Regions from separate parts of the Homo sapiens genome. Here region 2 is linked to region 1. Evidence: read pairs that join two places in POLR2A ChIA-PET (ENCODE). Cell type or tissue: OCI-LY7. All regions are shown on one strand. Links, peaks and the distances in the headings refer to the core of each region. The heading gives the core; the rest is flanking DNA. Region 1 overlaps FNBP1 (formin binding protein 1). Region 2 overlaps GPR107 (G protein-coupled receptor 107).

Region 1 (10,966 bases), core at 1,494-9,493:
TTTTGCACTTTTGTTTTATAATTTTGTATTTAATTTTTTGAGACATAGTCTCATTCTGTCACCCATGCTGGAGTGCAATGGTGTGATCTTGACTCACTGCAACCTCTGCCTCCTGGGTTCAAACAATTCTCCTGCCTCCCTCAGACTCCCGAGTAGCTGGGATTACAGGTGCCTGCCATGACGCCCGGCTACTTTTGTATTTTTAGTAGAGATGGGATTTCACCATGTTGTCCAGGCTGGTCTCGAACTCCTGGCTTCAAGTGATCCACCCGCCTTGGCTTCCCAAAATGCTGGGATTACAGGCGTGAGCCACCTCACCTGGCCAAAATCTCAGTCATACCTTAATAAAGTGGTTTTAAAAAAAAACAGGCCGGCCGGAGGCAGTGGCTCACACTTGTAATCCCAGCACTTTGGGATGCCAAGGCGGGAGGATCACTTGAGCCCAGGAATTCAAGACCAGCCTGGGCATCATAGTGAGACCTCCTCTCTGCAAAAAATACAAAAATTAGTGAAGGCATGGTGGCGGGTGCCAATAGTCCCAGTTACTCAGGAGGCTGAAGTGGGAGGATCACTTGAGTCTGGGAGGCAGCAGCAAGCTGAGATTGCACTACTGCACTCCAGCCTGGGGGAAAGAGCACGACTCTGTCTCAAAACAAACCAACCAACAAACAAAAAACAGTCTGAAGTAAGACACTGAATGTATACTGTTAGATTGCACAAGCGTAGGATTAAACACTAGCTTTATATTTTTATATTTGAGTTGGCACTTCCCCATTTCGCATGATCCTCATGACTGATTTGTGAAATTAGGAAATTAGATTATAGCTGCGTCTTACAGGCAAATGACTAAAACTTGAAACATTTGGGGGCCTGTCTCTGTGAAATCCCTTTGCTGGGGCTAGAACCCTCATTTATGACTGTTACCTCTCAGGAGGCAGCAAATTTTCCATGGAGAATTCCATTTCCACTGGAATTCTCTCTTCCCTGTGATGTGCTCATGCCCCCTCTGGCTCGCCCCCTTAGTCCTTTCTGGGCTCTGCTTCCTGGGCCAGGCCCTCTTTGCTAATTCTGTGTATCCTTGCTGTCGTCTTTGGTGTTCTGATCCTCGGCTGTTGCTTGAGATCCACCTACTCACTTGATGCCCTTCTTGAGTTCTAAATCCTTCTGTGTTTCCAGCTCTCTTCTGGACAGGCCAGTCCCTCATTCAACATGTCAAAACAACATTTAATTTTCACCCCAAACTGTAGCTCTTTCTTATCTGGATCTTCTGTTTAATTCCGGGAAGCAGAACCTGAAAGTCACTCTGGAATCCTCCCTCCCCCTCATACCCTTGCCAGCCTCCACGTCCAACCGGCCACTCACACACTAGTTGATTGTGTTTGTTAAATGTCCCTAGAATTCTTCCCTTCTGTGCCTATTTTGTCTCATCTAGACTGTTGGAGCCATTTCCTGGCTTTCTCTTCCAAGTCCTCTTGTGCCTGCTGGAGAGTCTAAACTCCTAAGCTCGTCCTTCAAGGCCTTGGGTGATCTAGCTCTGAGCTGTCTCTAGTTTCATCACTCGCCAACTCCACTTCCCTTCTGCCCCACCCACCTCCACCTTGCACTCAAAGACAAATTCACTTGATTCCTGGATATCTCCATGTCTTTGCATTAGCTGTTGCTAGCATACCTGTCCCCTCTCATTCTTTATTTGGGGGGACAGAGTCATGCTCTTATACCCAGGCTGGAGTGCAGTGGTACAACACCATGCCCAGCTAATTTAAAAAAATTGTTTTTGTAGAGATGGGTTCTGTGTTACCCAGGCTCCCTCTTGTTCTTCCAGACCAGAAACCCCAAGGCACAATGCAAACTCAGGCTGTATTTTTGTTCATTTTGGTTCCCCAGCTCCAGGCACTGTTCCTGGCTCACAGTGTGGGTTTGGTGTATGTTTGGAAGAATAAAATCCATGTGTTTTATTTTAATCATTTGAAGAAAGCAAAATTTTGTAACACTTCCCCCCGTTCCTCGGCTCAGATTCAATCAGCTGTTTTGAATGATTACCCAGAGATAACAGTTAAGGTGCAAACCGTGTGTGGCTGTGTTTGTGTGTATGTTTCACCTGTCGGTTTTTGGCGTCTGGGAATGACATTTTTCCTTGCACTGAGACATCAGTTATATCTGAAAACTATGTTTCTAAAAGGAATAGGAAATATGAATGAATAGGTCAGAGTTCAGTACTCCAGGCGGTTTTCAAACCAAATTTGGTAATGTTGATTTAAAATGGCTCAACAAAAAAGCACCCCAAGTATAATCATGGAAAATATTAGTACTACTTTGTATGTAGTAATATGTTGTTAAGAGAATTATTCATTGAAATTATGTTAATCACAGGGAAAGACCATAACTTCTCTCTTGGTTTGTTTCAACAGGATCAGTTTGACAACTTAGAAAAACACACACAGTGGGGAATTGATATTCTTGAGAAATATATCAAGTTTGTGAAAGAAAGGACAGAGATTGAACTCAGCTATGCAAAGCAACTCAGGTAAGTTGATATTGAAAAAGGTTATTTGTTAACTGCAAAATGATGTAAGGATAACGTATATTCTCATTTTACAGTATAAATGTATATTTTAAATATTTTTCCTTTTATGTAAGGTAATATTTCAATAGAAGTGATTGTTTTTCATACAGAAAATTAATTTTCATAGAACATTAAAAATAAAAACTAAATTACTGCTTTAAGGCCCAGTTTTTTTTTTCAACAAGATATTTGCTGAGTTTTGGAGCAGCTTGTTTCTCAGTAAACTTTTTATTGAAATATATTAATAACATATGTACAGAGAAGTACACAAATCATAAGTGTGCAGCTCCATGAATTTTGACAGTGTGAACACACTCATGTAACCGGGCACCCAGGTCAAGAAACAGAAAGACCAGCCTGGCAGGCCCCCTGGCCCCCTCCAGCTCCCCACTCTCCCCCCAGCGGTAACCACTCTCCTGACTTCTAACCGCGTGGATTAGTAGTGCCCACTTTTGAACTTTACATGAGTGTAATCATTTGGTATGCATTCTTGTGTATCTGGCTTCTTTTGTTCTATATTACGTTTGTGAGATTGACCATGTGGTAGCATGTGGTGGGATCTGCTTATTTTCATTGCTGTTGAGTGTTTTGGTCTGTGAATGCACCAGAACTCATCCGTTCTGACTAGGTGATTGGTTGTTTCTAATTTAAGCTATAATGAGTAGCGCTCCAACGAGCATTATTGTACAAGGCTTTTTGTGTGTATCTGAACACATTTCCTAGGATCTACGTAGGCATCTAATTGCAAGGTCACAGGCTACTCATATGCTTAGCTTTGGTGGATAGGGTTCAGCCATTTCCAGTGTGCTTGTACTAATTCACACTCCCTTCTGTAATGTGTTGAGGGGTCATGTGGAATAGTATTTTAAAAGTACTTCGGGCCGGGCGCAGTGGCTCACGCCTGTAATCCCAGCACTTTGGGAGGCAAAGGTGGGCGGATTGCCTGAGGTCAGGAGTTCGAGACCCGCCTGGCCAACATGGTGAAACCCCGCCTCTACTAAAAATACAAAAATTAGTGGGGCATGGTGGCAGGCGCCTGTAATCCCAGCTACTTGGGAGGGTGAGACATGAGAACTGCTTGAACCCGGGAGGTGGAGGTTGCAGTGAGCTGAGATTGTGCCACTGCACTCTAGCCTGGGTGACAGAGTAAGACTCCTTCTCAAAAAAAAAAAAAAAAAAGTGCTTTGGGGCCAGGTGTGGTGGCTCATGCCTGCAATCCCAGCACTTTGGGAGGCTGATGAGGGAGGATAGTGTGAGCCCAGAGACTTCAAGACCAGCCTGGGCAACATAGTGAGCCCCCTGTCTCTGTTTTTTTTTTTTTTTTAAGTACTTTGGATCTCCTTACATCTTTTAATGATGAGATTATCCAAGAAATTTGTGTTTTTATAGAATATATTTAAAAGTTCTTGGTAGAACTAAGCTTGAACTTGAAGTGGCATGCAAAGTCCTTAATGATTTCATGTTGTATAGTTGTAGTTGAATTGGTTTGTGGATATTGTTTTAAGGCCTGTTAAAGAGCTAGATGATTTTGATTTAGAAACATTTACTTTCCTTTTTCTTTAATTTTTTTTTTTTTTTTGAGACAGTCTCACTCTGTCGCCCAGGCTGGAGTGCAGTGGTACAATCTCAGCTCACTGCAATCTCCGCCTCCCAGGTTCAAGTGATTCTCCTGCCTCAGCCTTCCAAGTAGCTGGGATTACAGGCTTGTGCCACCATGCCTGGCTAATTTTTGTATTTTTAGTAGAGAGAGTGTTTCACCATGTTGGCCAGGCTGGTCTTGAACTCCTGACCTCAAGTGATCCGCCTGCCTCGGTCTCCCAAAGTGCTGGGATTACAGGCGTGAGCCACCGTGCCCAGCCCTTTTTTCTTTTTTTTTTTTTTTAATTTTCTTCAAGCTCCCTCACCATTGAGTTTTAATCCAAAGAGCATCTGCATAAAAGATATGTGTTCTTGGCTGGGCGCAGTGGCTCATACCTGTAATCCCAGCACTTTGGGAGGCCAAGGCAGGTGGATCACGAGGTCAGGAGTTTGAGACCAGCCTGGTCAAGATGGTGAAACCCCGTCTCCACTAAAAATACAAAAATGAGCCAGGCATGGTGGCGGGTGCCTGTAATCCCAGCTATTCAGGAGGCTGAGGCAGGAGAATCGCTTGAGCCCAGGAGGCAGAGGTTGCAATGAGCCAAGATCGCGCCACTGCACTCCAGCCTGGGCAACAGAGCAAGACTCCATCTCAAAAAAAAAAAAAAAAAAAAAAGAGCTATGTGTTCTTATAAGGGTTTCTGTTGTTGTTTCAGCAAGCTGGGATTACAGGTGTGAGCCACTGTGCCTGGCCCCAGATTTTGTTTTTATTGAGTGAATAACATGTAAAACATCACACAATGAAATAATTTTTATAAGTGGAGAATCCAGATCAGTTTCTAGTGCCCTGTGTGCATATCAGTCTCGTCAACACGTCAGGGGCTTTTCGAACTGAAAGTAGGAATAGAACATGGTCTGTTTCACGTTGATTATTTGAATGCTGCACTATTAGTCATGCAATGTTGTCTTTCATGTGAAAATGGGCTACGTGCGAGCTCTCAAGCGGGCTACTGGTATTCTTCCCACGACAGTCTCCCTTGCTGGCCCCTGCTCTTCCCCTGCCTCTTCACATTGCTGTGCCCAGCATCTGCTTCTCAGTCCTTCTCCCTTCCCAGTCTGTACTCTCCTGGTGACCTCAACTGTCTCATGGCTTTAGGTATAATCCATATGGCAATGACTCACAGATATGGATCTCTAAGCCAGACCTCTCTCCTGAATTCCAGAAACAGCTTGCTCAAAGTCTCCACTTAGAAATGTCTAAAAACTTGGCTGGGCGCGGTGGCTTATGCCTGTAATCCCAGCACTTTGGGAGGCTGAGGCGGGCGGATCACGAAGTCAGGAGATCGAGACCATCCTGGCTAACACGGTGAAACCCCATCTGTACTAAAAATACAAAAAATTAGCTGGAAATGGTGGCGGGCGCCTGTAGTCCCAGCTACTTGGGAGGCTGAGGCAGGAGAATGGCATGAACCCAGAAGGCAGAGCTTGCCGTGAGCCAAGATCACACCACTGCACTCCAGCCTGGGCGACAGAGTGAGACGCCATCTCAAAGAAAAAAAAAAAAAAGGAAATGTCTAAAAACCATCTGAAATGATCTGAAATGTAACATGTCTGAAACTGAACTCCGGATCTCCCCAACTTAAAAATCCACATGTCTAGGCCAAGTGAAGTGGCTCACACCTAAAATCTTAGCACTTCAGGAGGCCGAGGTGGGTACTTGAGCCCAGGAGTTGGAGGCCAGCCTGAGCAACATAGCGAGACCCTGCCTCTAAAAAGAATTTTAAAAAATTAGCCAGGCATGGTGGCGCACACCTGTAGTCCCAGCTACTTGAGAGGCTGAGGAGGGCGGATGCTTGAGCCCAAGACGCTGGGGCTGCAGTGAGCCATGATTGCACTACTGCACTCCAGCCTGGGCAACAGAGCAAGACCCTATCTCAAAAAAAAAAAAAATCTGCATTTCCACGACCTAGATTTTCCTCCACTCACCTGAGGGTAGCTGCATCCTTCCTGGTTTAGGTCAAAAACCCTAGCATCACCCAGGTGCAGGGGGATCACTGGAGGTCAAGAGTTCAAGACCAGCTGACTAACATGGTGAAACCCTGTCTCTACTAAAAATACAAAAACATTAGCCAGGCGTGGTGGTGGGCGCCTGTAATCCTACCTACTCAGGAGGCTAAGGCAGGAGAATCCCTTGAACCCAGGAGGCAGAAGTTGCAGTAAGCTGAGATTGTGCCACTGCACTCCAGCCTGGGTGACAGAGCAAGACTCCATCTCAAAAAAAAAAAAAAAAAAACCCTGGTGTCATCATCATCTCTGTCTGCCTTCTTTTCTCACACACTCACACTCCCCAGCTCAAGCCATCAGGAAATCTTGACTTCTCTACAGATTTATCCAGGATCTGACACTTGTTATCACCTCCACTGCTGCCACTGTGGTCCATGTCACATGGCCTACGTGGTCCATGATCTTTTGCCTGGTTATGATGAGTCTACTAACTAGTTTCCCTTATTCTACCTCTATCCCCTATTCCCTGATTTCTACAGAGCAGCCAGATTACAGTATTCCTCTGTTCAAAATTCCAGTGCGTCCCCATTTCATTCAGAGTAAATCCAAAAACCTTACGGTGAAAGTCCTCCAAAACCTTGTATAATCTGGTTCCCACACCTTTCTGACATCATCTGTTTTAACTCTCTTCCTCCTCCTCTCTGCTGTAACCATACAGAGGCCTCCTTCCTGTTTTTTGTACATGCCAGGCATCCCCTCACCCGAGAGCTATTGCGCTAGCCCTTCCATGTAGATATCACCTATGTGTTCTTCCCCAGGCTCCAAGTGGCTGACTCCCTCTCCTGCTTCCAGTTTCTGCTCAGTGAGGCCCACCTCGTCCCTTAGCCCACTTAGCCTGCTTTGCTTTTTCAGTTTTCCTATATTACTGGTAACTTTCTACCATTTTATATAGTTTTCTTGTTTAGTTTTGAAAATTGACAAAATATGTATTTCTATATTATTTGTATATAAAATTGTATATATTTATGGTATACATGATGTCTTGAAATATGTATACGCTGCAGAATGCCCAAATCAGGCTAATTAACATATGCATTACTACTCAAACTTAATATTTTTTTTGTGGGAAGAACATTAAAATCTACTCTTCTAGCAATTTAGCAACCCCTCCCCTCCCCTCCCCTTCCCTCTTTCTTGAGACAGGGTCTCACTCTGTCACCCTGGGTGGAGTGCAGTGGCACGATCTTGGCTCACCTCCCGGGCTCAAGTGAACCTCCCACCACAGCCTCCCAAGTAGCTGGGACCACAGGAATGCGCTGCCACACCCGGCTAATTTTTGTATCTTTTGCAGAGACAGAATTTCACCATGTTGCCCATGCTGGTCTTGAACTTCTAGGTTCAAGCGATCCTCTGACCGAGGCCTCCCAAAGTGCTGGGATTACAGGTGTGAGCACCCGGCCTGGCAATTTTCAAGTATACAATACATTGTTATTAACTGGAGACACAATGTTGTACAATAGATCTCTTGAACTTATTTCTCCTACAATTTTGCCTCATTTGAATAACATCTCCCCAAACCTTCCCAGAGAAATCTGGGTATTATATTTACTGCGCATTGTCTCCTGCAGCCTCTCAGCTAGAATGCAAGCCCCTTAAGGGTGGAGATCTTTGGGTTGTGCTCACTAATGTGTCATAGTGCAGAACAGTGCCTGGCACATAGTAGGTGCCCAGTAAATATTTGTAGATTGTGAGTGAATCGGTAGGGTACAGGCCTAAGATATTTAGCCAGCTTTGCTTTATGGGGAATTATGTGTTTGCACCGGCCTGTGAGAGCTGATGAGATTTTAACAACAAAAAGTAGAACAACAAGGTGCCAGCCGAGTTTCAATCACTAGGGATGCTTGAATGAACGAGACACAGGAAGTGCCTGAACCTGGAGTGCTCACCTTTCACAGCAGAAAACAGAACTGCATGCAAATTAGCAAAGAATTCGAGCATTTAAAGATAGCATGTATGACTCCAAATATGTAAACGCAGTGATGTGATAGAGATTGAAGTGGGGGTGGTTACTGAGCTAGGCTGGTCAGGGAAAACCCATCACTTGAGAAGTGAATTACAAAAAGAAGCCAGACATGTAAGGATGTGGGGGGAGAGAGTGCAAAGGTCCTGAGACGGGAACATGTAGAAGGAATAGAAAGGCCAGTGTGGCTACAGAATATTCAACAGATACTTGGTTGAAATAGTAATATGATGTTGAAAAATCATTGTGGCCTTTGGGAGAGATAACTATCATTAAATATTTTTTTTCTGCATTGCAGGGGAGAATGCTAACTTATTTTAGACATAAACGTGAGACTTTGATTCCTGTAGGTCAGGTCTTAGCATGGGCCAAATCCATCCACTACTTGGTTTTGTAAATAAAGATTTGTTGGAATGTTGCCGTGCCCATGTGTATTGTCTATGGCCACTTTTGCAAACAATTGGCAATTGAGTAGTTGCAAAAGAGATGCATTTACCTGCAAGTCTGAATTTTTTTTTTCTCTTCGAGATGGAGTCTCGCTCTGTCACCCAGGCTGAAGTGCAGTGGTACAATCTCAGCTCACTGCAACCTCCACCTCCAGGGTTCAAGCGATTCTCCTGCCTCAGCCTCCTGAACAGCTGGGACTACAGGCGCACACCACCATGCCTGGCTAATTTTTGTATTTTTAGTAGAGACAGGATTTCACCATATTGGCCAGGCTGGTCCTAGACTCCTGACCTTGTGATCCACCTGCCTCGGCCTCCCAAAGTGCTGGGATTACAGGCATGAGCCACCGCACCTGGCCCTGAAATATTTACTTTCTGGTCCTTTACAGAAAAAGTTTGCCAACCCCTGAGGTCACTATCTATTCAAGGTAGTATAGGTTGAAATTCCTAATATAATTTTTTTTTCTGAGTCTGAACAACCTAATTTTATTTATTTTTGAGACAGTTTCTGTCACCCAGGCTGGAGTGCAGTGGCATGATCTCCAGTCCCTTTCCAGAAACTATGGCCCATGACACTCCATTAGCAGAGTAACAGGGCCTGCTCAACCTCACCCTCACTGCTGCTTTCTGTTTCCAAACCGATCTTTGTCAATTTGCTACTTAACAACTGGTACATCTAGGTCTTAAATTGCATTTCTCTTAGTATGCATGGGGGTTGAACATCTTTTGATACATTTGAGCCATTTATGGTTTTAAAAAATGAACCATTCAAGTCTTGGTCTGTTTTTAATTGGAGCTCATTGTATATAGAGGGTAACTAGGTAGAAATCATATTATACAACAAATTGCATATCGTATATATCATATATATAAAGAAATGAATTTAAATTTAACAGTACAAACGACAGTAAAGTGAAACTGAGGGATGCGCTAAGCTTTAAATATTAAACTCTTAGGCCAGGCACGGTGGCTCATACCTGTAATCCCAGCATTTTGGGAGGCCGAGGTGGGCAGATGACCTGATGTTGGGAGTTTGAGACCAGCCTGGCCAACATGGTGAAACCCCGTCTCTCTACTAAAATCACAAAAATTAGCCGGGCGCTCCTGTCATCCCAGCTACTCAGGAGGCAGAGGTTGCAGTGAGCCAAGATGACGCCACTGCACTCCAGCCTGGGTGACAGACTCTGTCTCAAAAAAATAAATATTAAACTTTGGTAAAATTTATCAAAAAGATTATGAAAAACTTACAGGATGTCATTATTGTGTGTGTGTACTTCCATGTTGAAATTCTAAACAGGCTCAATTGACTCACTGCTATAAAAGATTAGGAAAATAATATATACATGTTTTGCTCCTTCTTCTAGTTGAGTTATATGACTGGGTTCTGAAACCCGAGGCCCTCAGTTGATTTGTCGTGGTTCTATATTTGAACGTAGAGTCATCTCAGCACTTCTCTCTACAACAGCCTCTCTCCTTGACTCTTGGCATTAAGGAAGAATATTCTCCCCCTCGTTAGAGCTTGGGACGTGTTCCCTGCGTTCTTTCTTGCTTGAAAATGCCACCATACTTTACGGCACTTTGACTTGGTTGTCTCTGGTCACACTTTCTCTCTCCATGTGGCTGCATCGTCTTTTGGAGGAAAAGTCTGGGGCCAGCCAGATGTTTCTCTCTGTAGGCAACATGGCTGTTTCTGAGTAAAAATATGAATAATTTTAGTTCATCTTAGCAGTCTGATAACTTCACTAAGCAATGCCTTGGAGTTGATCATCCTTTATCAGATAGTTTTTCTTAGTGCTCTTTCCTGTGTAAATTCTATGCTTCATTTATTTCAGGAGAAAGTTCTTTGATTATGTCTGAATGTTTTTTCTATTCTACTTACTGGGTCATATACTTCAGAGATATGAGTTATCCTTATGTTTCATCTTATTCTTATTTTTATTTTTTTATTTTTAAAATTTTTTTTCTTGAGACGGCATCTCGCTCTGTCACCCAGGCTGGAGTGCAATGGCGTGATCTCAGCTCACTGCAAGCTCCACCTCCCAGGTTCAAGCGGTTCTCCTGCCTCAGCCTCCCGAGTAGCTGGGACTACAGGCGCCCGCCACCACGCCCAGCTGATTTTTACACTTTTAATAGAGACGGGGTTTCACCATGTTGGCCAGGATGGTCTCGATCTCTTGACCTTGTGATCCGCCCACCTCGGCCTCCCAAAGTGCTGGGATTACAGGCGTGAGCCACCACGCCCGGCCTATCTTTAGATCCTTTTTTTTTCTGATTGTTTTCACATTATGGTTATTTCAGACCTTTCCTCTATTAAATTTGATATCCACCCTCATTTATTGATGGGTTCTATAGTGG
Region 2 (10,966 bases), core at 885-8,884, 85 kb before region 1:
TCCCTCATGAATGGCTGGTGCCCTCCTTGTGGTAAGGAGTGAGTTCTTGCTCCGAGTTCAGGCATGATCTGGTTGTTTAAAAGAGTGTGGCACCTCCCCACTCTCTCTTGCTCCTGCTCTCGCCATGTGACCTGCCTGCTCCTTCTTGCCTTCTGCCATGATTGGAAGCTTCCTGAGGCCCTCACCAGGAGTAGATTCCGGCGCCATGCTTTGTATAGCCTGCAGAACTGTGAGGCAATTAGACAATTAAACCTCTTCTTTTTTTGTTGTTGTTGTTGTTTTTCGGTGGTGGTGGTTGGTTTTGAGACAGGCTCTCACTCTGTCACCCAGGCTGGAGTGCAGTGGCGCAATCTCGGCTCACTGCAGCCTCTGTCTCCTGGGTTCAAGAAATTCTTTTGCCTCAGCCTCCCCAACAGTTGGGACTACAGGCGCATGCCACCACATCCGGCTAATTTTTGTGTTTTTTGTTTTTTGTTTTTTTTTTTTTGAGACAGAGTCTCACTCTGTCGCCAGGCTGGAGTGCAGTGGTGCGATCTTGGCTCACTGCGAACTCCATCTCCCTGGTCCAAGCAATTCTCCTGCCTCAGTCTCCTGAGTAGCTGAGATCACAGGCACGTGCCACCATGCCCGGCTAATTTTTTGTATTTTTAGTAGAGACGGGGTTTCACCATGTTGGCCAGGATGGTCTCAATCTCTTGACCTTGTGATCTGCCCACCTCGGCTTCCCAAAGTGCTGGGATTACAGGCGTGAGCCACCACACCCGGCCTAATTTTTGTATTTTTAGTAGAGATGGGGTTTCACCATGTTGGCCAGGCTGGTCTTGAACTCCTGACCTCAAGTAATCTGCCCGCCTTGGCCTCTCAAAGTGCTGGGATTACAGGGATGAACCACCATGCCCAGCCTCCTTTGAGAAAAACATTGTATAAGCAGTAAGTATGTATGTATTTATTTCGGAGACAGGGTCTTGTTCTGTCATCCAGGCTGCAGTGCATCACGGCTCAATGTGGCCTAGACCAGTCACATTCAAGCAATCCTCCTGCCTCAGTCTCTTGAGGAGTTGTGACTACAGGCACATGCCACTACGCATGGCTAATTTTTTTATTTTTATTTTTGCAGAGACAGGGCCTCGCTATGTTGCTCAGGCTGGTACAAGCTCCTAGACTCAAGTGATCCTCCCACTTTGGCCTCCCAAAGTGCTGGGATTATAGGCGTGAGCCACTGCACCTGGCCATAAATTATCTTTAAAGAACTCACATGAATCATCAGATGAACCTGACAGTTAATAAAAAATGGTGAATATAAATTGGTTAATCAACACATGGAGAAAAAGTACAGTCTCAGTAATAAGAGTAAATATAAATAAACAGGGCCGGGCGCAGTGGCTCACGCCTGTAATCCCAGCACTTTGGGAGGCCGAGGCGGGCGGATCACGAGGTCGGGAGATCGAGACCATCCTAGCTAACACCGTGAAACCCTGTCTCTACTAAAAATACAAAAAATTAGCCGGGCATGGTGGCGGGCGCCTGTAGTCCCAGCTACTTGGGAGGCTGAGGCAGGAGAATGGCGTGAACCCGGGAGGCGGAGCTTGCAGTGAGCCGAGATTGCGCCACTGTACTCCAGCCTGGGCGACAGAGCGAGACTCCGTCTCAAAAAATAAATAAATAAATAAATAAATAAATAAATAAACAGGAATACCTTTTTTGCCTTTCATTTTAGGATTTTGTTTTTTGAAAAGAAAATACCCCATATTGGCTAGGACATGATAATGTGCCCACTATTCCTACATATTTCTGATAAGAATATAAATCCACACAACTCATTTGGAAAGGAATTTAAAAATATACATCAATATTCTCAAATGCATTCATATCCTTTGAACCAGAAATTGCAATTCTGAAAACCATCTTAAAGAACGTTCGCTATACGAAGACAGTTCTATGCATAAAGAAGTCCACTGCAGCAATATTCATAATCACACAAAAATGGAAATGTGTCTCCTTAAGGGGAAAGGTTGAGCAAATTACAGTATCTGCTTAACAGGATATATGATAGGTATGAAATGGGCTAAAAAGTAATCAGGCATGTATATAAAATTATAAGCATGACTGAATTTTAAAAATCAAATGTTCTAGACTTATGAAACAAGCTTATAAGAAAACATAAATTACTAAAATTCTAACACTGGGAATAAGGAGAAATGACTGTTGTTTTTCCATCTGCTTCAGATTTTCCACATTTTTCTTTAACATTTACGTATTTTTGTGTAACTTCCAAAATATAATGCTAAGACGACAACAGATCATGTTTTACTTTTACTTTTAATTAGGAACAAAAAAGCTACAAAGCAGGTAGTGAAAACTGAAAGCCAGTTTCCACCTTACGGTTTACCTTGTGTCTTCTGGGTCTGGTTGCCTGCTGAAGCAGGGTTAACATTAGGCTCCTGGCTCTGACCAAGGACTTTCTCATCCCTGCTGAAGATGATCTTTGGTAACTGGGTACCAGCTTCTGGTGGAGACTTTACTCTTACCCTACATTCAAATAAGACAGAAGGAAAAAAGGTCAAAGCAGTGCTCCTGGCCACTGAGCACGCTGCGTGTAGGCCCTGTGCCAAGCTCATGCAGTCCTTATCATGTTCTACAATGTAGATTCTATTATCCACATTCTACAGATACCAAAACTGAGGCTCAGAAACGTTAAATAACTTGCCCAAGGGCACCAAGCTAGGAAGTAGTTGGACGAGGATCCAGGTAGTCTCTCTTAAGCCTAAGATCTTAGTAACCACACAATTCTGAGGTACATCTTTCTCCTTAAGTATCGTTAAAATGCTCAGCAAATTGGTGCACAAGAGAAACGGACAAAATGTAAAACATCAGTAAGACTTTAAAGTGAAATCCAGGCCAGGCATGGTGGCTCACGCCTGTAATCTCAGCACTTTGGGAGGCTGAGGCGGGTGGATCACTTGAGGTCAGGAATTCAGGAACAGCCTGGCCAACATGGCAAAACCCTGTCTCTACTAAAATTACAAAAAAAAACTGGCCGGGTGTGTTGGCATGCACCTGTAATCCCAGCTACTTGGGAGGCTAAGGCAGGAGAATCGCTTGAACCTGGGAGGTGGAGGATGCAATGAGCCAAGATCGTGCCACTGCACTCCAGCCTGGGCCACAGAGCGAGACCCCGTCTCAAAAAATAAAGAAAGCAAGTGAAATCCAGGGAAGCACGAGAGGGCAGTGGCACTGTTAGTTGCCTCCTAATATCCATTTCCACCCTTCCCCCTTCTCATGAGACCCAATTTTGTTTACCCCATCCCACCCAGGAGGGGCCAGTGACAGTTCCCATGACTGAGTGGATGCCCAACCTAAGCTGGCACATTCAAGCACTTCTCATTCTACCTGGAGGAGGAGCCTGCTCTCTGTCCCTTGGCTGGATATGAATGATGGAGCAGAGCCACCTTGTGATGGCTGGGAAACCTGCCTGAGGAAGAAGCTAACACTCAGGATGGCAGAGCAGAAAGATGAAATGCACCAGAGTCCCTAACATCAGCAAGCCACCGCAGGCCTGTCTCTCGCCTGCCCCACTGCACATAGGTGAGGTAATCAATGTCTTCACTATTCACGCCAGAGTCTAAGTCAAGTCTTTTGTTGCTTGCTTCCAAAAGTAGACTGACCAATACAGGAGACTGTCAGATCAATCTTCTTAAATGAAAACAGAGGTTATCACGGAGAATATTTTAAAAGTTAGGGTCTACAATGGTTTTATGACAAAGCATTTTTTTTTTAGAAGCTTATTCATTAGTCTTCTTACCTCCAGTCTTGTTCATCTCAAATCCATCCTCTTCTGGGCTGCTAGGAGTCTACCTTACAGGCAAGTCTGAGCACATGATTCCTACCTTAAAGGCTCCCTCAGCAATTACAAAGTACGCAGTTGGAAGTATGCTGAACTTGAAAACACAAAGTCTGATAATTCATCAAAGTTCAACATTTTTTTTTTTTTTTTGAGACGGAGTCTCACTCTCTCACCCAGGCTGGAGTGCAGTGGCGCGATCTCGGCTCACCGCAAGCTCCGCCTCCTGGGTTCACACCATTCTCCTGTCTCAGCCTCCCGAATAGCTGGGACTACAGGCGCCCACCACCACGCCCGGCTAATTTTTTGTATTTTTAGTAGAGACGGGGTTTCACTGTTTTAGCCAGGATGGTCTCAATCTCCTGACCTCGTGATCCGTCCGCCTCGGCCTCCCAAAGGGCTGGGATTACAGGCATGAGCCACCATGCCCGGCCTCAACATTTTCAAAGAGGCTGAATTGTCAGAAATCCTCACCAACAATCTCATGAGGCAGATACCATCATCACGAAGTAGGTAAGGACACTGAGGCCCGGAGTCACAGGGCTGGTGAGTGGCAGAAGCCATTACGTGGACCCAGTCTTGTTTCCACTCTGCCTTTGCATAGACTATGCCCTCTGCCTGGAATGCTTTACTTATTCATCTGGTAAAAGGCTACTCACTAGAAAGCTGCTTGGGCCAACACTTATCTGAAGCCTCTCCTTCCTTTCTACAATTCATGAGTTCTTCCCTTCCACTTCTCTGTTTGGCGGTGATCATGTGTATTTCCGTTCTGTCTCTCCCATCAAGGACAGGACCTCTGTCTCCCTAGCCTTGTCTTGAATCTCCAGCACTCAGCACGGTCTCTGGCACATGGCAGACACCCAAGGAATGTTAGCATACTACTAAATTCTCCCCGACTCTACTCTAGGACTGAACTGAAGGAACTTTAGAATTACTTACTCACTTCTGGAGATGTCTAGGATTAAAAGGGTGACAGAGACAGACTGTTTCTTTAAAATACAGTAATTCACATCTTCATCCTGAGAAAGGAAGAGCCAATTGTACATCATCTTATTCATTCACACTAGAACAAGAACAGAGTTTTCAGGAACATAGCAAATACGTGGCTCAAACTCCATTCAAAATAGTAAACCGGTGGGCGTGGTGGCTCACGCCTGTAATCCCAGCACTTTGGGAGGCCGAGGTGGGTGGATCGTGAGGTCAGGAGATCGAGACCATCCTGGCCAACATGGTGAAACCACGTCTCTACTAAAAATACAAAAATTAGCCAGGTGTGGTGGCGGGCACCTGCAGTCCCAGCTACTCAGGAGGATGAGGCAGAAGAATCACTTGAACGAGGGAGGCGGAGGTTGCAGTGAGCCAAGATCACACCATTGCACTCCAGCCTCGGCAACAAGAGTGAGACTCTGTCTCAAAAAAAAAAACAAAAAACAAAAGTAAACCAACTGTGGGTTCTCAAAAATGCTTGGAAGTCAAAGCAGCCACTACCTCAAGAAATGGCGCTGTGGCCAGGCGTGGTGCTCACGCCTGCAGTCCTAGCACTCTGGGAGGCCACAGTGGGTGGATCCCTTGAGTCCAGGAGTTTGAGACATGGCCAACAAAATGTGAAACCCTGTCTCTACTAAAAATACAAAAATTAGGCAGGCGTGGTGGCACACGCTGGTAGTCCCAGCTACTCAGGGGACTGAGGCGGGAGGATCGCTTAAGCCTGGGAGGTCAAGGTTGCAGTGAGCTATGATTGTGCCACCGTACTCCAAAAAAAAAATGAAAATGGAACTGCAAGAAGTAGGGTGTTCCCGTTCAATGGCCTGGGCTCAGGTGAAGAGATGAATCAGGTCACACATTTAATACTCACCAGGTAAGAAGAAAAGCCATCATTCTTTGTACGGTCTAGGCTAAATCCAATCTAATGGGGAGTAAAAACAGTAGAAGTAAATATCTACACAATTGTCCATACTTTTCTTACTCAAAAAGCAGAAAAAGTGGTACTTCTAACGTGGTCTCCTCTGTTTTCTTAGCATTCATTTTGTAAGAAGGCAAAGTAAAATCACTCAAGCAAAGTCACTAATTACTAGAATTATTACAGAATTACATTTTAAGTGTTAAAAGTGAAATTATTTGATGCCTGATATATAATTTGCTACTCACATGCTTAATTATCTCCATATTCTGGTATTTTATATTTAAGCATTGGGGTTGGAAGGTGACTCTCACCTAAGCTAAAAGAGTAAACCCCTGGGCTGGGCGCAGTGGCTCACACCTGTAATCCCAGCACTTTGGGAGGCCAAGGCGGGTGGATCACGAGGTCAGGAATTCAAGACCAGCCTGGCCAAGTTGGTGAAACCCCGTCTCTACTAAAAATACAAAAATTAGACGGTCATGGTGGTGGGTGCCTGTAATCCCAGCTACTCGGGAGGCTGAGGCAGAGAACTGCTTGAACCCGGGAGGTGGAGGTTGCAGTGAGCTGAGATTGCGCCACCGCACTCCAGCCTGGGTGACAGAGCAAGACTCCATCTCAAAAAAAAAAAAAAAAGAGTAAACCCCTGGATCTCATTAAAAGGTACTTACAGTCACATCCTTGTCTTCAGGCTCATTCAGTGAGAGGCTACTGACATTCACCACCATGTACCCATCCTTGAAGAAGCCAAAGGTGTTCAGATGAACTTTATGCCTCACATCATCCTAAAGAGATTTGTAGTGGTGGAATTAGTCATATGGAAAAGTGCTTTTGATTATTTAACCTATTCATTTGCTTTAAAAAGTATGATATCAGGCTGGGCACGGTGGCTCAAGCCTGTAATCCCACCACTTTGGGAGACTGAGGCGGGTGGATCACCTGAGGTCAGGAGTTTGAGACCACACTGGCCAACATGGCGAAACCCTGTCTCTACTAAAAATACAAAAAGTTAGCCGGGCATGGTGGCGGGCACCTGTAATCCCAGCTACTTGGGAAGCTGAGCCAGCAGAATTGCTTGAACCTGGGAGGTGGAGGTTGCAGTGAGCCGAGATCATGCCACTGCACTCTAGCTTGGGTGACGGAGCAAGACTCTGTCTCAAAAAAAAAAAAAAAAAAAAAGGTAAAAGAAAAGAAGAGAAAAACTATGATATCTTATTTCTTGCTAGCCAGCCAATGTTTCCATATGCTCAGTAACATACACAGCTGTGGTAACATGTCTTTCTCCAAAAGCTGAAGACAACTCATCGGAAATCCAAAAGATATCAACAGTTTCTGCAGAAGGAAGTATTCAATGGATTCAAATTCACTCCAATGCATTGGTATGGGTTCTAGGGGCAAACTCAGTGGTTGGCTGAAATGTGAATTCCAGGGCAGGAGGAACCATGTTATCGTCATCCCCACATCCTTCCTGATAGTACAATGCCTGGCATCTAGTAGGCACTCAAAACATGCTGGGGGGTGGGGAGGAAGAAAAGGAGCGGCTGAAGCTGTTCCAAGAATACACTCATTTATATAAATCCTCTTATCAATTTGTGTGTACCTGGCTCCTCCCATTGGCAGGATAAAGAATGAAGCTAAGCTATAAGTCAATTATTTAAAAAGGTGAATTTTCACCTAAAAGTGATACAGTAGATGATGGGTTTTCAGGGAACAAAGCCTTATGCAAGAGGAATCCCAGGAATAGGAATTAGCGACATGGAGACAGAGTCTTTTGGATACAAGATAATCCTAAGGTTTGGTGAGACTGAATCACATGGGCAGACGCCTACCCCACCTGCTTGATGCTGTCTCAACATCCTGACTCCAATCTCAACTAAGTCAGTACACTGCAGGGCCAACAGAGCAATGGTGTCAGTGAACACTTCTAAAACTGGGCTTCCACAAACACACTTTATGTTGTGTAACAATTTTTATATTGAGATTTGGCTAAATTGCAACACCTTCCGTAAGTCTGCAATTTGATTCTTGGTGTGAAGGGTAACTTTTTATTTCTAGATTTGGGGTTTCCTGGACATCCCGGGTAGTCTAATGGCAAACACCAAAGGCCTGTGAGGACAGGCTGTGGAGCAGATCTTTGGCAGAAACAGCATAAACTAAATCCCCTCCTCTCCCCCACAGAACTACACCACACTGCACTATCACTAGCAGGATTTTCTTTCCTGCCCACTCTTGCATTCATAGCTTTTTGACAGCCCTAGATTATGGGCTGAGAAGCAGAGGGACACAGTTCCAACTCACCTCCCTGCTCAGGCCTAAGGCTATGGTCCCTGTTTCCCCTCAACATCTGTTAAAAACCCAGGACTCGGCCGGGCGTGGTGGCTCACGCCTGTAATCCCAGCACTTTGGGAGGCCGAGGCAGGAGGATCACTTGGGGTCAGGAGTTCGAGACCAGCCTGGCCAAAATGGGAAACCCTGTCTCTACTAAAAATACAAAAAAATTAGCCGGGCATTGTGGCACATGCCTGTAATCCCAGCTACTTGGGAGGCTGAGGCAGGAGAATCACTTGAACCCGGGAAGCAGAGGTTGCAGTGAGCCGAGATCGTGCCATGGCACTCCAGCCTGGGTGACACAGTGAGACTCTGTCTCAAAAACAACAACAACAAACAAACAAAACAAACAAAAAACCCAGGCCTCTGGGCTTCAAGTTTCTGCAACGTCACAGGGAAGCCCTGGCTTCCCTGTTCTTTCCCCAATGGAGTTTCAGCTCCTTCTTCCCTTTTTTGGGCCCCTGGGAATTTCCCTTATTTTCTTAGGAGCTTGGCTATGTGGTGAAAACATGTTTGCTGGATTTCCACTTCCTGGTGGGCTGGAGTGGCTTGCAGCAAACCAACATTCTCACAGAGAACAATTAGAAAAGCCAGATAAGATAACAGAGGTCATCTCCTGGAATCTACAAGAGTGGGTCAATGGTAAAAGCCAGAAAAGCTAAGGCTCCCAGCCTTTCTTGGAATTCTCTGAGAGAATTAAACCCACGGAAAATGTCTTCAGTATCTATTTTCTCAATTCTCTCAAGGACAGTATATGATGACTACCCTCCTAGAGGCACAGGAGACATTAACTCAACTACATAAATGGATGCCTTAGCACATTAGGGCTTCATTCTCTGGCAGAATCCTCAGTGGAGCAGGACTGCAGAGGGAGAGGATGAGGGAAAATGAACACACAATTTCTGCCACATAAAACAACGTATATGAATCACAGCCATATTCATGTAAAACAAACTGGAATGCAGGGGGAAATCATCTGTGGTGACGGAGGTGAAGACAGTGACCACTCTCAGGAGAAAGGGGCTTTCCTGGGACTTGAGGGAAGGTGAGGCTTAGGGTGCTTCTGGAGGGGCTTGGTAATGGTTCTGCCTCATTTCCTGCGGGCTGCATGAGTGTGTCTACGTTCTGGAAATGCGCTGAGTTGTTTGCTTATAATGAGTAATTTTTAGCCATGTATATTACATTTCAATAAAGTTTTAATTTTAAAAGTATGTCTTTTCTAATTGGTCCAGCATGAAGCTGCTTTGCAGCAGAATGGAAACCTGCTAGGCTTTCATTTATACTTAGGCCACCACAATACAGGTTTTCTTGTTGTTTTGTTTTTTTTTTCCAGAAAATGTTTCGATTGCAACCTGATAGCAGTTCCCCCCCCAACATAAATAGTACATTCCTTTTTTTTAAACCTTTGCATCATCATTTCATTTGATGATACAATGCCATGAAAAACAGGTTTTTGAAGACTATTTTAAACAATAAAAACAGCATCGGCTGGGCACGATGGCTCATGGCAGTAATCCCAGCACTTTGGGAGGCCAAAGCAGGCAGATCACCTGAGGTCAAGAGTTCGAGATCAAGGCCGGGCGCGGTGGCTCACACCTGTAATCCCGGCACTTTGGGAGGCCGAGGCAGGCAGATCACAAGGTCAGGAGATTGAGACCATCCTGGCTAACACGGTGAAACCTCATCTGTACTAAAAACACAAAAAATTAGCTGGGCGAGGTGGCACGCGCCTGTAGTCCCAGCTACTCGGGAGGCTGAGGCAGGAGAATGGCGTGAACCCCAGGGGGCGGAGCCTGCAGTGAGCCGAGATCACGCCACTGCACTCCAGCCTGGGCGACAGCGAGACTCCATCTCAAAAAAAAAAAAAAATTAAATAAATAAAAAAATAAATAAATAGAAAGAGTTCAAGATCAGCCTGGCCAACATGGTGAAACCCCATATCTACTAAATACAAAAATTAGCCAGGTGTGGTGGTGTGTGCCTGTAATCCCAGCTACTTGGTAGGCTGAGGCAGAAGTGCTTGAACCGAGGAGGCAGAGGCTGCAGGGAGCCGGGTTGTACCACTGCACTCCAGTCTGGGAAACAGAGCAAGACTGTCTCAAAAATAATAATAATAAGGCTGGATTACGCCTGTAATCCCAGCACTTTGGGAGGCCGCGGCGGACGGATCACCTGAGGTCAGGAGTTTGAGACCAGCCTGGCCAACATGGTGAAACCCCGTCTCTACTAAAAGTACAAAAATAAGCCAGGCTTGCTGGCAGGCATCTGTTAATCCCAGCTACTTGGGAGGCTGAGGCAGGAGAATCGCCTGAACCTGGGAGGCAGAGGTTGCAGTAAGCGGAGATTGCACCATTGCACTCCAGCCTGGGGGACAAGAGCAAGACTTTATCGCAAAAAACAAAACAAAACAAAAATAGTAATAATAATAATAATGATAATAACAACAGCATCACAACTCCCAGTTTTCAGAGTCTTCCAAGAACTAGGTTATGTGCCAAGGGCTTTACCTATGATTTCTGACCCTCGCTCAGCTCAGTGTGGTTAAGAGAAGCAGCCCCACGGTAGCGATGAAGACACCAGTTCAGAGGAGAAATGACTACCTGAGGCCAAGCAGACTATAGCTAATAAAGCTGGGGCTTCAAACTAGATCTGATATGAGAGCCATTTTCACATTATCATTTCCTAACAAGGGAAAGTAATCATGATACAACATTAAATGTAAAAAGCTATATTCAGTAACATTTGATAGAAAAAAAAAGGGTGAGGGGCCAGGCGAGGTGGCTCTCGCCTATAATCCCAACATTTTGGGAGACTGAGGCAGGCAGACTGCTTGAGCCCAGGAGTTTGAAACCACCCTAGGCAACAGAGAAACCCCATCTCTAGCAAAAAAAAAAAAAAAA

The links. ChIA-PET counts read pairs that join two places held together with the same protein. Peaks named below come from ENCODE experiments on the same cell type or tissue, not always from the same donor. Only the 100,000 strongest peaks of a DNase experiment are listed, where the experiment ranks them.
Region 2: POLR2A ChIA-PET joins it to region 1 with 31 read pairs; 7 of 35 experiments call an interaction of 5 or more read pairs at or near these places.

Annotation. Positions count from the first base shown.
Region 1 is chr9:129,986,401-129,997,366 of GRCh38, reverse strand. It overlaps FNBP1 (formin binding protein 1), which reads left to right. Exons shown (of 17, transcript NM_015033.3): 2 at 2,409-2,524. Among named protein-coding and RNA genes, the nearest start is that of FNBP1, 51 kb to the left of the region's middle. RefSeq lists enhancers at 703-772, 1,723-1,852, 5,120-5,169, 5,180-5,229, 8,347-8,396 and 2 more and a silencer at 7,303-7,597. In OCI-LY7, for the core only: no CTCF peak of the experiment used is centred there; DNase peaks (open chromatin) are centred at 1,546, 5,066, 6,876, 8,116 and 1 weaker place; H3K4me3 peaks cover 4,833 bases; H3K27ac peaks cover 8,000 bases.
Region 2 is chr9:130,071,193-130,082,158 of GRCh38, reverse strand. GPR107 (G protein-coupled receptor 107) reads right to left here. Exons shown (of 18, transcript NM_020960.5): 2 at 6,410-6,523; 3 at 5,697-5,747; 4 at 4,781-4,860; 5 at 2,390-2,529. Among named protein-coding and RNA genes, the nearest start is that of GPR107, 23 kb to the right of the region's middle. In OCI-LY7, for the core only: no CTCF peak of the experiment used is centred there; no DNase peak of the experiment used is centred there.